Regions from separate parts of the Homo sapiens genome. Here region 2 is linked to region 1. The links are chromatin contacts, found by Hi-C or POLR2A ChIA-PET in ENCODE. All regions are on one chromosome and are shown on one strand. The core of a region is the stretch at or near the end of the contact, and the rest is flanking DNA. Distances in the headings are between cores, read along the strand shown. Region 1 overlaps ABCB1 (ATP binding cassette subfamily B member 1). Region 2 holds the start of ABCB1 (ATP binding cassette subfamily B member 1).

Region 1 (2,700 bases), core at 173-2,672:
GGGAAGGGATGAGAAAGAAGAATGTAGCTCTCATATCTACCTTCTGCCTTTGTAAGAAAACGAGCAAGTAAACAAACAAAAACAAAAACAAAACAAAAAAAAAAAACTTGAACTCCAAAGAACCATGCTCTCTAGTGGATGATGCCCCATTCACACGGCAAGTAGAGACTCAAGTTTAGTGAACTACAGATGTCCCATTCAATTAACATTTTTTTTTACTTTAATGTTTTTGGCTTTCTAGATTTTTGTTTAAGTTTTAAATTGATTTTACAGTTTTGTCAGCATTCAAACACAGTTAAATTTTTGGTTATAAAATAATTTAAGAAAACAGATACTTTCTAGTCCCTAAGGATGCATATAAATCCTTGGCCTTCAGCTCTCTCTCCTGTCATGAAGGCAGAGAGGTAGAAGTGGCCCTCTCTACCCCAGCACACGTTTCCAGTGATCTTTTAAAACTTATTTTCCATTTCAAGGTGAACATGGTGTTAATTTTAAACTGATTTGATATGAGTGTATTTTCAGTAGAGAAATTGGCCCAGTATGTAATTTTTGTGGAGTTCAACACAACTCAGATAAGGCAATATAAATTCATGTAGCAAAAGTAATGAATGGACAACCAAAACCAAGCATCACACAAAATAAGTCAGGTAGTAAGTATTAAGAAACTGTAGAAATTTTAACCTGTATAATGGATATTATTTTGTTTCTGCAAATAATAATTATCATTTATTGAGCATTTATTGTCACGCAAATGCCTGTGTTATCTTTCTGAAGTATAGGTATTATCTCACTTTACAGAGAAAGAAACTGAAGTTCTCAGGTCTCTGTTAATTTTTTGCTCAGAGTAACATAGAGTTCAAATAATGTTTCTGGGGATTATCAGTTAACTAAAATATTTGGCAAAAGCTTCTTGTCAATTGATTTTTCTGTATACTAGAATGTTAAGCAAGTTAGGTGGCAAACTCTTCACATCAGTATTTGTTGAAAAATTACTTAAAATGTTTTGATGTCTGTTTTAAGATTAAAAACAGACCATGAGTTAATCTTTTAATGATTAATTATGCATTGCTTCACATGCCATTTATTTAGTAAAAGGAGCCCCAGGCTGGCTGCTAGAGACCTAAGCTTTAATCCTCACTCAGCATTACACTTTTGGTATCATTTCAAACAAATTTCTTAAATTCTTTGGATGTCAATCATATCAAAAAAGAAATGTAGTTCACTCTGTGTCTGGGAAGCCTCTTTGTGTCTGTGAGCCTGAGGCTCTACCTTCAAACCTAGAGACACAGAAGCAAATAGATATAGCAGAAAGGGACCCAATCACAGCAAGTGACCTGGCCCAGGAAGCCTCTTTTGTACTTTGTGCCCAAGACTGTCTTCCCAGCGCCCAGAGACACTGGGCCACTAGAGGGCATTGGTACAGGAAACCACCACACTCTTCCCGACCTGGCAGTCTGATCTTGAAAAACCACTTTCACTCCCTCAAGCAGCAGAAGCAGGGGCCAGTGGGAGCCCCAGAAGCTTCACATAAATCAAGCCGACCAAAATAATACTACAAACACTCTGAATATTAAACCGCTCCTGGAACCACAGCTCACAAAAGTAGACCAATACTATCATGCTAAACTTCAATGGAACAACTGCCGGCTAGAGTAAGGCAGGTTTATTTTATTTTAACTTTTTAAAACTTTTATTTTAAGTTCAGGGGTGTAAGTGCAGGTCTGTTCCATAGGAAACTTGTGTCATGGGCATTTGTTATACAGATTATTTCATTACCCAAGTATTAAGCCTAGTACCCATTAGTTATTTTTAATGACTGTCTCCCTCCTCCCACTCTCCACCCTCTAATAGGCCCCAGTGTGTGTTGTTCCCCTCTATGTATCCATGTGTTCTCATCATTTAGCTCCCACTTATAAGTGAGAACATGCAGTATTTAGTTTTCTGTTCCTGAGTTAGTTTGCTAAGCATAATGGCCTCCAGCTCCATCCATGTCCCTGCAAAGGACATGATCTCATTTTTTTTATGGCTGCATAGTATTCCATGGTGTCTATGTACCACATTTTTTTTTTATCCAGTCTATCATTGATGGGCATTTAGGTTGATTCCATCCTTGTTTTGTGCCAGTTTTCAAGGGGAATGCTTCCAGCTTTTGCCCATTCAGTATAATGTTAGCTGTAAGTTTGTCATAGATGGCTTTTATTATTTTGAGGTGTGTTCCTTTAATACCTTGTTTGTTGAGAGTTTTGATCATGAGTGGATGTTGCATTTTATTGAAAGACTTTTTGCATCTATTGAGATAAGCAAGTGCTTTTGTTTATGTGATGAATCACATTTATTGATTTACATCTGTTGAGCCAAACTTGCATCCTGAGGATAAAGCCTACTTGATCATGGTAGATAAGCTTTTTGATGTGCTGCTGAATTCAGTTTGCCAGGATTTTGCTGAGGATATTTGTATCATATTTGTTCATCAAGGATACTGGCCCAAAGTTTTTTTGTTGTTGTATCTCTGCCAGGTTTTGGTATCAGGATTATTCTGGCCTCATAGAATGGGTCAGAGAGGAGTCCCTCCACCTAAATTTTTTGGAACATTTTCAGTAGGAATGGTATCAGCTCTTCTTTTTACATTTGGCAGAATTCAGCCATGAATTCATCTGGTCCTGGGCTTTTTTAGGGGGTGGTAAGCTATTATTACTGCCT
Region 2 (2,820 bases), core at 238-2,737, 36 kb before region 1:
TAGAACATGTGGAAAAAATAGTGGCCTGTTAGAAGCCTAATTAACAATTTGTGAAAAAAAAAAAAAAAAAAAAAAAAAGAGGCCGAGCTGTAGCTCACGCCTGTAATCCCTGCACTTTGGGAGGCCGAGGCGGGCGGATCACGAGGTCAGGAGATCAAGACCATCCTGGCTAACACAGTGAAACCCAGTCTCTACGAAAAATACAAAAAATTAGCCGGGCGTGGTGGCGGGAGCCTGTAGTCCCAGCTACCTGGGAGGCTGAGGCAGGAGAATGGTGTGAACCCGGGAGGCGGAGCTTGCAGTGAGCCGAGATCCTGCCACTGCACTCCAGCCTGGGCGACAAAGCAAGACTCCGTCTCAAAAAAGAAAAAAGAAAGAAAAACAAAAGAAAACTTCATTGTATTGTAAGGCCAAGAACAAAATATATCAAGATAAGGAAAATTTGTAGTCAAGAATAGAAAAAAATTATGGCTTTGAAGTATGAGTTATTTAAAGAAAGTGGAAACATCCTCAGACTATGCAGTAAAAAACAAAGTGATTTTCTTCTTCTAAACTTATGCAATAAACTGATAGGTAATATGTGAAAGTCATAGAATGTAGACTAGAGGATACAACAAACCTATTTCCTCTATGTTCATAAGAAGTAAGAAAAGCTCTGATGTGAGTTAGCATTGCTTTACAATTTTGAATTGTGCAGATTGCACGTACTTTTCCTCAGTTTGAAGTAAATAGTGGACAGGAAAAAATATTAAATGTTGGCAGTAAATATGGAAGGAAATTACAACTAATGTAATATGCTAAAACATGCTATGTTTATTTTACTAATTTGAATTAAAATGTAAGAATTTAAAATGCCCTGGAAAAACACGGGCATTGATCTGACGTCTGAAGTTTTAAAATATTACACACTTTGAAATAGCATTTGTACCTTGAAATACCTGTCTCTATATATTTTTTAAAACTTCCTTTTTCTTTCATTCCATTTATCATCAAATAAAGGATGAACAGATGTAACTCAGAAACTGTCAAGCATGCTGAAGAAAGACCACTGCAGAAAAATTTCTCCTAGCCTTTTCAAAGGTGTTAGGAAGCAGAAAGGTGATACAGAATTGGAGAGGTCGGAGTTTTTGTATTAACTGTATTAAATGCGAATCCCGAGAAAATTTCCCTTAACTACGTCCTGTAGTTATATGGATATGAAGACTTATGTGAACTTTGAAAGACGTGTCTACATAAGTTGAAATGTCCCCAATGATTCAGCTGATGCGCGTTTCTCTACTTGCCCTTTCTAGAGAGGTGCAACGGAAGCCAGAACATTCCTCCTGGAAATTCAACCTGTTTCGCAGTTTCTCGAGGAATCAGCATTCAGTCAATCCGGGCCGGGAGCAGTCATCTGTGGTGAGGCTGATTGGCTGGGCAGGAACAGCGCCGGGGCGTGGGCTGAGCACAGCCGCTTCGCTCTCTTTGCCACAGGAAGCCTGAGCTCATTCGAGTAGCGGCTCTTCCAAGCTCAAAGAAGCAGAGGCCGCTGTTCGTTTCCTTTAGGTCTTTCCACTAAAGTCGGAGTATCTTCTTCCAAAATTTCACGTCTTGGTGGCCGTTCCAAGGAGCGCGAGGTAGGGGCACGCAAAGCTGGGAGCTACTATGGGACAGTTCCCAAGTGTCAGGCTTTCAGATTTCCTGAACTTGGTCTTCACGGGAGAAGGGCTTCTTGAGGCGTGGATAGTGTGAAGTCCTCTGGCAAGTCCATGGGGACCAAGTGGGGTTAGATCTAGACTCAGGAGCTCCTGGAGCAGCGCCCAAACCGTAGTGGCACTGGACCATGTTGCCCGGAGCGCGCACAGCCCGCGCGGTGCGGGGACCTGCTCTCTGAGCCCGCGGGCGGTGGGTGGGAGGAAGCATCGTCCGCGGCGACTGGAACCGGGAGGGAGAATCGCACTGGCGGCGGGCAAAGTCCAGAACGCGCTGCCAGACCCCCAACTCTGCCTTCGTGGAGATGCTGGAGACCCCGCGCACAGGAAAGCCCCTGCAGTGCCCATCGCGGCCAGAGCAGCTGGGGCATCAACGGCGGGCGCTCCCTCTTACTGCTCTCTGGCTTCGACGGGGGACTAGAGGTTAGTCTCACCTCCAGCGCGCCTGAGGCTCATGCATTTGGCTAATGAGCTGCGGTTTCTCTTCAGGTCGGAATGGATCTTGAAGGGGACCGCAATGGAGGAGCAAAGAAGAAGAACTTTTTTAAACTGAACAATAAAAGGTAACTAGCTTGTTTCATTTTCATAGTTTACATAGTTGCGAGATTTGAGTAATTTATTTCTAGCCTCCAGCTCTGAAATAAATGACATGTTGTTGTTTTTAATTATTTTTAAGAAACGCAAGCTAGCCTTTGGAATCAATATCCCTGCTTAGAGCAGAAGTTTGTTGGCTGAGTGGAGCACAGCATATGCATTTTCCCTGTCTTTTTTGTTCTTTCTTTTAATGATACATAATATTTTACATATTTATGAAATGGGGTACATGGAAGCGTTTTTTACATGCCCGGAATGTGTAATGATCAAGTCCGGGTATTTGAAGGATACATCACCTTAGGTATATTTCATTTCTATGTGTTGATAACATTTTAAGTCTTCTAGCTACTTTGAAATATACAATATATTGCTAACTGTAGTCACCCTCGTCTGCTATCGAACATTGGAACTTATTTGTCCTATCCAACCGTTCTTAGTCATTCACCAACCTCTTTTCATTTCACCTTTTTACCCTTCCCGGCCTCTTTCCCTTAGTCTTGGTGTGCCTCTTTCTCAGCTTTCCTGCCCCAGACAG

The links. Hi-C counts contacts between places; a loop is a spot of excess contacts on that map. ChIA-PET counts read pairs that join two places held with the same protein, here RNA polymerase II (POLR2A). Pooled maps may share reads with other maps.
Region 2: a map of Calu3 shows a loop between it and region 1 (4-fold over the local background). The contact joins the promoter of ABCB1 here to the enhancer-like site in region 1. A Hi-C loop is called at or near these places in 5 of 168 maps with a recorded cell type or tissue (CD8-positive, alpha-beta T cell, Caco-2, Calu3 and 2 more), 4 of 37 single-sample maps with no recorded cell type and 11 of 50 pooled maps. POLR2A ChIA-PET finds 5 or more read pairs at or near these places in 8 of 52 experiments (CD4-positive, alpha-beta T cell, HCT116, HepG2 and 5 more).

The regions. Positions count from the first base shown.
Region 1 is chr7:87,563,158-87,565,857 of GRCh38, reverse strand. The region is part of intron 7 of ABCB1 (ATP binding cassette subfamily B member 1); the gene reads left to right. Among named protein-coding and RNA genes, the nearest start is that of ABCB1, 36 kb to the left of the region's middle. Within about 2 kb of position 1,422, at least 2 of the 41 ENCODE cell types and tissues checked have a DNase peak (open chromatin) inside an H3K27ac peak, as active enhancers do.
Region 2 is chr7:87,599,551-87,602,370 of GRCh38, reverse strand. It overlaps ABCB1 (ATP binding cassette subfamily B member 1), which reads left to right and starts at 1,487. Exons shown (of 28, transcript NM_001348946.2): 1 at 1,487-1,616; 2 at 2,181-2,254. The coding sequence starts at 2,187. RefSeq lists enhancers at 2,586-2,820, 2,185-2,820.